Linked DNA regions of Homo sapiens: region 1 is linked to region 2. Evidence: read pairs that join two places in POLR2A ChIA-PET (ENCODE). Cell type or tissue: A673. All regions are shown on one strand. Each heading gives the region's core, and the rest is flanking DNA. Links, peaks and the distances in the headings are about the cores only. Region 1 has its middle 80 kb from the start of LINC02793. Region 2 holds the start of MIR4425 (microRNA 4425).

Evidence for each region. ChIA-PET counts read pairs that join two places held together with the same protein. Peaks named below come from ENCODE experiments on the same cell type or tissue, not always from the same donor. Only the 100,000 strongest peaks of a DNase experiment are listed, where the experiment ranks them.
Region 1: POLR2A ChIA-PET joins it to region 2 with 12 read pairs; 2 of 35 experiments call an interaction of 5 or more read pairs at or near these places.

The regions. Positions count from the first base shown.
Region 1 is chr1:25,118,983-25,123,364 of GRCh38, forward strand. No RefSeq gene overlaps it. Among named protein-coding and RNA genes, the nearest start is that of LINC02793, 80 kb to the left of the region's middle. In A673, for the core only: no CTCF peak of the experiment used is centred there; no DNase peak of the experiment used is centred there.
Region 2 is chr1:25,020,525-25,024,906 of GRCh38, forward strand. It overlaps MIR4425 (microRNA 4425), which reads left to right and starts at 2,979; the gene lies at 2,979-3,062. RefSeq lists enhancers at 81-609, 610-1,136, 627-736, 1,615-3,177, 2,077-2,606. In A673, for the core only: no CTCF peak of the experiment used is centred there; DNase peaks (open chromatin) are centred at 1,977 and 2,487; H3K27ac peaks cover 3,032 bases.

The DNA.
Region 1 (4,382 bases), core at 278-4,277, 99 kb after region 2:
AGATCATGATTTGACGACTTCCTATGTTTATGTACTTGGTGGAGCCTCCAACACAGAGCCAGGCATGTAGGCCAGGGAGGCTGTCCAAAAAGGGCCTTCCTGAGGGAGAGGGAATGGCAGAAATCAGGCCCTGGCCCCAACCCTGGCTCAGCACCCAGGGGACCAGAGGCCCAGCCAGCCAGGACTGTGGTTCCTTCTTTGTGCTCTTGGTTCGTGGTGCTGTGGAGACTGTGTATTGGAGGCAGCCTGGGTATCCATTCCGTCTAGCCCCTAGGAGGGCTGGGAACTTGCTGGAGAACCAACCTGGGCTCCACACACTCATTCCTCCACCTTCCTCAGCACCTACCACTTCTCTCCTTTTGAGGCCACTTTTTAAATATGGCCATCGCCTCTCAACCCCCAAATCCTCCTTGGAAGACTTCTTTTTTTTTTTTTTTTTTATACAGAGCCTTGCTCTGTAGCTCAGACTGGAGTGCAGTGGTGCAATCTCAGCTCACTGCAACCTCCACCTCCTGGGTTCTAAGGGATTCTCCTGCCTCAGCCTCCCCAGTAGCTAGGATTATAGGCGCCCACCATCACACCCAGCTAATTTTTGTATTTTTAGTAGATGCAGGGTTTCACCATGTTGGCCATACTGGTCTTGAACTCCTGACCTCAAGTGATCTACCCGCCTCAGCCTCCCAAAGTGCTGGGATTACAGGCGTGAGCCACCACACCCAGCCCCTCCTTGGAAGACTTCTGTCAGCTAAAACAGAGACAGTGGGTGATCCTGATTGAGAGGGACGCCCTCCCTACCTCCCACCCAGGCCATGGGGAGACATGGAAGGCACCAGTCCTCCATCCTTCAGTGAGCTGGTTCACCATCCTCTGCCTCTCTCGACTCACAGAGCCTAGGTTCAGATCCCAGCTCCACCACCTTCTAGCTGTGTGATTCTGGGCAAATCACACCATTTCTCTGGGTCTGTTTCCTGATCTGGAAAATGAGGAGTACAACTCCAATTCTTCTGTAGGGATTGAATGGAAAAATAAAGGTGAAAGCTCAGGACATAATAAATGCACAATAAACACAAGGGATTAGGACCTTCCATAGAGGCTTCCCTCTTCCCTCCTTCTTCCCTCCTGAGCCCCCTGCCTCACACCTGGAGCCCATCTCGCGGTTCTGTCCAGGATCCCTGAGCACACCCTCCCTGATCTCCTGGCCCTGCCTGGCCAGCCCATTGCCCTGGGGGCTGCCTGGCCAGGGGGCCCACTTCTTGCTGGGCTGCCAGAGGGGCCTTGAGTGTTGAAATCCTTCCATTCCACAAGGCCAGAAACTTGATTATGGTATTAATTAAAGCAAGATGCCAAGTCTGGGAGATTTATTTTCTTTTCCATATCTGTGGCTGTAAATGCCACTCAGGGAGCTCAAAGGCCCGTGTCAGCCTGCATCAGGCTCCTGAACAGACGTTCTGTTCCCAGTTTGGTCTCCTCAGCCCCTCCTTCTCAGCACCAGGAAGGAAGTGTGTGTCGTGATACCCACGCCTCACCCCAATTTCCCCTCCTCCTTCTGCACAAGGCGAAAAGGGGGAAATACCTGGGCAATGTGGGGTGGGGATGAAATTTTCCAAGAAATTTGTTTTAAGTTTCTGCCTCATCATTATAGGACTTTCACGTTTCTATTTTTAGCTGCGCAAACGAGCCAGGCCCACATTCCCCTCATCTCCCCCTGCCCCAACCTTTATTTATACAAAGCACATGCTGGAATCATTATTTAAAAACCTCCAAACCCATAATTGCTCAGGTAGGTGAAGAATGCAGCCTTTATGGCTGTCGCTTGCGGAGAGGGCTGCAGTGTTAGTGGGGAACTATGGCTTATTCATATGTGTACCACCCTGTACCTCACCCACCCTGAACCCCTGGAATGCCCAGAAGAATCAAGTAACTTAGAAGCATTTGTGATAATAGAGTTTGAGCATTTTATAAGAGGAAACGGCCCTACAGTACAGACGAAACTTGTCCCAAGACCCCTCCAAGATATTGTTGTCGTCACTGGGATTCGAACCCAGAGATGTCTCAACTTCCAGCATGGTACTAGTCATTCTACCCTACCATGAAAATTAGTGGAAAGCTGGACTGCCTGAGTTTGAACCTCAGAGTGCCACTTTATTTTTATTTATTTATTTATTTATTTTGAGGAGTCTTGCTGTTTCCCAGGCTGGAGTGCAGTGGTGTGATCTCGGCTCACTGCAACCTCCGCCTCCCAGGTTCTAGCAATTCTCCTGCCTCAGTCTCCCAAGCAGCTGGGATTACAGGCATGCCACCACACCCAGCAATTTTTTTTTTTTTTTTGAGACGGAGTCTCACACTGTCACCCAGGCTGGAGTGGTACAATGGCGTGATCTCAGCTCACTGCAACCTCTGCCTCCCGGGTTCAAGCGATTCTCCTGCCTCAGCCTCCCGACTAGCTGGGATCACAGGTGCCTGCCACCACGCCTGGCTAATTGTTTGTACTTTTAGTAGAGACAGGGTTTCACTATGTTGGCCAGGCTGGTCTCGAACTCCTGACCTCGTGATCCGCCCACCTCGGCCTCCCAAAGTGCTGGGATTACAGGCGTGAGCCACCACACCCGGCCAGAGTGCCACTTATTAACTGTGAGACTTTGAGCAACTTTTATCAAACCCTTCTGTATCTCAGTTTCCTTATCTATCAAGTGTGGATTACAAAAATACCCACCTGATAAAATTGCGTAAGGATTTAATGAGTGCCTGAAAGAGAGTAAGCCTGAGGTCCTAGCTCGGATTTCCCCAGAAAGCAGAGCCAAGCCATTAGCCACGCCGAGGAGTCATGCGTTCCCACGTAGGGAGTCGCTTTTCTCTCTGTGCAGTGGGGACCGTGGAGTATAGTTACCACTGCTGTGTTCTTCTAGGAGGATTTCTCTTCACCATTGTCTTCCAGGGTCACCCCAGGGGGTGGTAACTGTCCATGTTTTGCCAGTGCTATATATGGCTCCAACCTACCTGTGAACCAGCCGAGTTCTTTTCTTCAGTTGATCCTAAAGAACCCTCTGAGGCCATACTTGTGAGCTGAGTCAGAGCTATCAGTTTGGCCAGGTGCAGTGGCTCATGTCCGTAATCCCAGCACTTTGGGAGGCCAAGGCAGGAGGATTGCTTGAGCCAGAAGTTCAAGACCAGCCTGGGCAACATAACAATACCTGGTCTCTACAAAAAATAATAATAATAAAAATTAGCTGGGCGTGGTGGCAAACACCTGTGGTCCCAGCTACTCAGGAGACTGAGGTGGGAGGATCTCTTGAGCCCGGGAGTTTGAGCCCAGGAGTTTGAACATAGACCCTGGCCGGGCGCAGTGGCTCACACCTGTAATCCCAGCACTTTGGGAGGCTTAGGCAGGCGGATCACCTGAGGTCAGGAGTTTGAGACCAGCCTGGCCAACATGGCAAAACCCTGTCTCAACTAAAAATACAAAAATTAGCATGGTAGTGCATGCCTGTAATCCCAGCTACTCGGGAGGCTGAGGCAGGATAATTGCTTGAACCCGGGAGATGGAGGTTGCGGTGACCCGAGATCATGCCACTGCACTCCAGCCTGGGTGAAGAGCAAGACTCTGTCTCAGAAAAACAAAACAAACAACAACAACAACAACAAAAAAAAAAAACCATAGTGAGACCCATCTCTATTGAAAAAAAAATAGAGAAGTGTCAGTTTGGAAAAGGTAGTTATATGGGTTCTGCCCTGCTATCTGTTCATATAATTTATTTGTGCCTGCTGAACCTGCTTGGACCCAACCCCAAATAAACCATTTCCATCATATAACTCGAAGCATTATAACTAGCATTTTTATTTGGAAGCTCTGACAATACACAGCTCACAACAGACAGGCAGCTCTGCCACATGGTCACCTGCATTCCACAGTGAAGTACTCCATATCTACCATTGTTCGGTGTCATGCCAGGAGCTGCTTTTGCAATGGAGAGTCCTCTCTGCCAGAGAGGCCTGGCCTTGATACAGAACTCCAGGGATCTGTGCTCTGACCCTCCCCGTGGATCTCACAAGATGCTCTGCATGGTGTGCCGATCTAGCAGCGACACCTCTGACACTTTCAGATCAGCTGGATCAGATGGTCTAAGGGGCACAGCAGCTTGTACCTAGGGCTGCATTATGACTTTCATGGACACTAGGCATTCCTGCCTTAGCGGACCTCGTCTTTCATCTAAAAAAAAAAAAATGTAAGGCCAGGTGCAGTAGCACGCCTGTAATCCCAGCACTTTGGGAGGCCAAAGTGTGGATCACCTGAGGTCAGGAGTTCAAGACCAGCTTGGCCAACATGGTGAAACCCCATCTCTACTAAAAATACAAAAATTAGCCGGGCGTGGTGGCGCACACCT
Region 2 (4,382 bases), core at 87-4,086:
AGCAGCCCTCTGGAGTCGGGGGGTCTCTGCTGCACAGATGAGAAAATGGGGTTCTGAGAGGCGTGGCACCATGCCCTGCTCGAAGCTCCAGAGCCGGCGATTGGCAGCCCCACTCAGATGGGTCTGGGGAGGGCTCTCTACTTCCTCTCGGTGACTTCTGTCTCCCCTGCCCTCTGCAAAAGCGGAGGCTGTGGGGATGTGGCCCCTGGCGCTAGGAGCAGGCCTGCTGAGGGGCCTGGCTGCTCCCTCTAGCCCCACTGTGGCCCTGGACAAGCCTTTCTCTTCCCACCCCTGCTGCCCATTGCACAGAAGCAGACATGGAGTCTGAGAGGACAGTGGCCTCGTGAGGTGGCCGAGCTGGGCACTGCGTTAGAGACAGGGAGGGGGCAGCTTCTGCCACCCACATCCCCAGATCAGTCGGTCCATGAGTCCTCACTGAGCCTGGTCCTGGCTGGATGCTCTGCCAGGCACACAGGGACAGCCCAGCCCAGGGCCTCCATGTTGCTTCCCACGCTACCAGGCCCGGGAGCACCAAACTCCTCGAGTACCAGGAAGCGAGCCCGCACACACCTTAGCTGCAGGTCCTAGCACCCCCGCCTTTCCCAGCCTCATACTCTCTGGACAGACAAGAGACTCCCCCTCACCCCAGGACCTACAGCCTACGGAGGCCTGGAGCCACCCAGCCTGGGCCGCAGGGACCTCAGGGAGGGTGCAGACGGGGGACGGAGGGCACAGGCCAGGGCCCTAACACCAGGCAGAGCCGTCCACAGTGGGATCGCCCACCTCGTTGGCTGCCTGGAGCATGGCCACCCTGTCCTGCATGTGAACTCGGGAGTGGGGAGAGCAGAGAGAGGCGGGGGCCGTCATTCAGCCTCTTGGAACTATTCTTGTCAGTGCCTCGTTCCTGGAAGCCTCTTTGGGCTGGGCCCTGTGTACAGGCAGAGGTTGGTGTGGGAGGGGAAGGCTGGGGTGTGTGTCTCTCACTGGAAGCCCTTGGAAAACCCCTCCCCTCCTTCGGGGCAGCCCCTGCCCTCAATTTGCTTACAGTCTGTTCCAAGCTTCTCAATCCATCAGATCAACTAGAGGAACTTTATAAAATGCAGGTTCCTGGGCTCCTTCCCAGTCTGCTGAATCCTAATCTCAGGGCTGGAGCCCTGGAATCTGTATTTTTTCAAAGCCTCGAGACCTGGATGAGAAGGCAGCACTGAGATCCCCTGGCCCAGGTTCTGGCGACTGCTCATGATTATTTTTTGGACCCCGTCGGTGGGATGCTGTCTTATTTAATCCCATGTCCCTGCAAAGGATCCAGTAGATGCCAAATGAATGTTTGCTGGCAGTACTGGTGGGTTGGGCAGGGTATGGACTCACCTAGAGGTATGCCTGGACCTCCCCCGGCCTGCTGTGTGACCTTGGACAAATCACTGCCCTCTCTGGGCCTTGGCTTAGAGGGTCTCCAAAGGCAGATATTTAGTGAGCCACTGATGGTCACCAAGGGCTGCCCGAACATCCAGGAGGTGATCTTACTCCCAGCGTGGGAGGGAACCAGACTGGCCTCCAAGGCATCTCTGGGATTCCCTTAGTTTGCCTTCTGAAAAATGGGCCCGGGCCATGGAGGCATCCTGAACTGCACTGCTCTCGCATGGACAACAGAGAGGGCATTCTTCCACACCTAAGGGAAAGAATATTTACCAACCCCTGGGGCCGCCCCTGAACCCTGGCCTAGGCCTGAGGGCTGAGCTGAGGGGTTATGAGGACCCCTGGCCTCTCCCTTGCCCCTCCCCCTCCTACCCCACCCCCACCCCCTGCTGTGGGCGAGGAGCAGGTGCCTGGCTTCCACTTCTTAGAATCCCTGTGAGGCCCTGGGGTGGGGGTGAGCTCATTTACGGGAAGGGGGGGATGGGGGGCTCTCTTCTCACCCGGCCCTGCTGGAGGCGGGGGGGGACAGCAAGTGCGTAAGCAGCCCCAGCTCCCGGCCTGCCTCCGGAAATGCCGCCCAGGGCTCAGTCACGAACCTAGCCAGGCAGGGGGGCACAGCCAGAGCACTCAGGGGTGTCAGGTGACCTGCGAGGAAGCTTGGCTGGGGGCCTAGAGGCTGCACCGGGGTGCACAGTGAGGTCAACTTCCCCCTTCCTGGGCCTGCACCCTGACACAGGGGTGTGCACCCCACGGCCCAGCTGGATGTGTCTCCTGCTGTCTGCCTATCTGTCTGCTGTGCCCTGGCCCACCGTGGGCTCTGGGCCTCTGCTGGGCTCCCCTGGCACCCATGGGGCCTGAGTTCTCATCAACAACCTGCTTCAAGGGGTGCGTGTCAGGGTCCTGGGGTATGGGGGAGACCCCAGCCAGGTCCTGGTGCGGACAGCCCTGCTTCCCTACCCCCTCTCCCCTTCCCTCCCTCCTCCACTTCTCTCTGCAGCTATTTAAAGCAAGTGGTGGCGTGGGAAACTTCTTCAGATGTGTGGTTTCATCTTCTTCAGCACAGGGACGGGGCGTCTGCTCGCTCTGGTGACTCATCCAGAGTGAGAAAAGCCTTTTTGTTGTTTGATGCTCGCTGGAGGCTCTGTAGCCTGAGAACCTGGCCCGATGGGGCCTTCCCTGCTGAGACTCCTGGGAGGCCTTGGGAGTGCCCAGGGCAGCCCTTTTGTTCCATCCCCAGACCCAGGGAGCCCGGGACCAGTGGAGCCCCTGAAGCTGAAATACTCTGCTTAGAGTGAGCCTTCCTGACTGGTGGGTGGGGCAGGGGTGGCCATTCTCAACACCCAGCTCAGCCACCACCTCCTCCAAGAAGCCTCCCTGATTCCTCCAAAACCTCAGTCGATCTCCACCTTATTCAGTCCTCTAACCCTCAGTCTTCTTATCTATGAAATGGAGCAGTGGGTCCAAGCTTCACAGATCTGTGTGAAGATAAACTGCGGAACACACACAGATGCTCAGTAGGTGAGATTCGTGGTAAGATTTATTGAGCATTTATTGTGTGCTAAGTGCTTTACATGAATGGTCCCATTGAATCCCAACAGCTTTGCGAAGTGTTGTTGGGATTCAGCAGGACCATTCGTGTAAAGTAATATTCCCATTTTACAGATGAAGAAACTGAAGGATGGGGAGGGGGTCAAGTAATTTATACATTGTCTCATAGTTAGTAAGCAGCAAAGTGAGATTCAAACCTAGGCCATGTGATGCCAGAGCCCCAGCCTTTAGCCACTGTGCCAACCTGTCCCTGGCAAACGTAACTAATAAGGATTTGGACTCAAGGCTATAAAGGGCATGCCCCTTCTGTTCAGAGGCTTTGCACATGCTCTTCCCCTGCCTGAAGCACTGACCCTTCCCCAATTGCCTGACTATATCCTCCCCAAGGCTCAGAGATGGGCTGGAAGGTCACTTCCTCCAGGAACTTTCCAGGATTGTCTCTGTCAGGTACCCTGGTGACGCACAGCGAGTCTCTGTGTACTCACTACCACGGCAGCTAAATCACTGTTTCCGCCTGTGTCCTCACCCAGACTGTGAGTGTCCCCAGGGTAGAGATGGGTCTGGCCTCCCATTGCCCCATCCCCACGGCAAGCACAGTCTCTGGCACACAGTAGGTCCCCAAGGTTTGTGGACTGAATAAGTACCACCAAGGTGGCCAGAGGCTGGGAGAAGCCTGGAGCACCAATGGCCATGAAAATTTTCCAGAAGCTTCTCTGTCATTATACAGAAATCCCTTTGATGCCCCCTGGAGAACACAGGCCTTGAAACTGCTGCCTGATGAGGGTTTGGGGGAGACAGGCGGTCTCAGAGTAGCCTACTCTCCCAGGGCAGCTGTGCCACGGGCTATTGGAGATCCCGGGCTATTTGTGATGGCCTTGGAGCATTATGGGAGCAGGGAGGAAGGTCCCCTGTCCTGCTGCCACTCTCTGCTACCCTGAAGTCCCGTAAGAAAGGACCACTCAGCTCCATCCTTGGGAGTCGAAAGATCACCAGGGCCAGAGAGAGGTTCTGGGAAGAGGTGGGCACAGAGAGTCTTGGGGGTCCAGGGTCTTGGAGGAGCTGGGGTCCCTTGAGTGATGGACTTCAAAGTGAGGCTGGGCTGCCCCCATTGAAGGAACAGCAGCCGCCATCTAGAGATGTCCAGTGAGTGCCTCGAGCACTGCCATTGATGCAGACAGCTGTGGCCTCAGACCTGGATCCTGGCAGCAGAGGCCATCAGTGGACCACAGCGTGCTTCCCAGTGGCCATGCCAGGGTGGGTGGGGAGCAGCTTATCTGACCACAGACCAGCCATGCCAGCAAAGGCGCTGCCGTTTCTGCCCACATAAGGGCTACAGTGGCTGCAGCAGCCACGCCAACAGGGGCAATGCAGTGTTCAGGGGGTGCAGCCAGGCCAGCAAGGGGGGAAAGGATAGATGA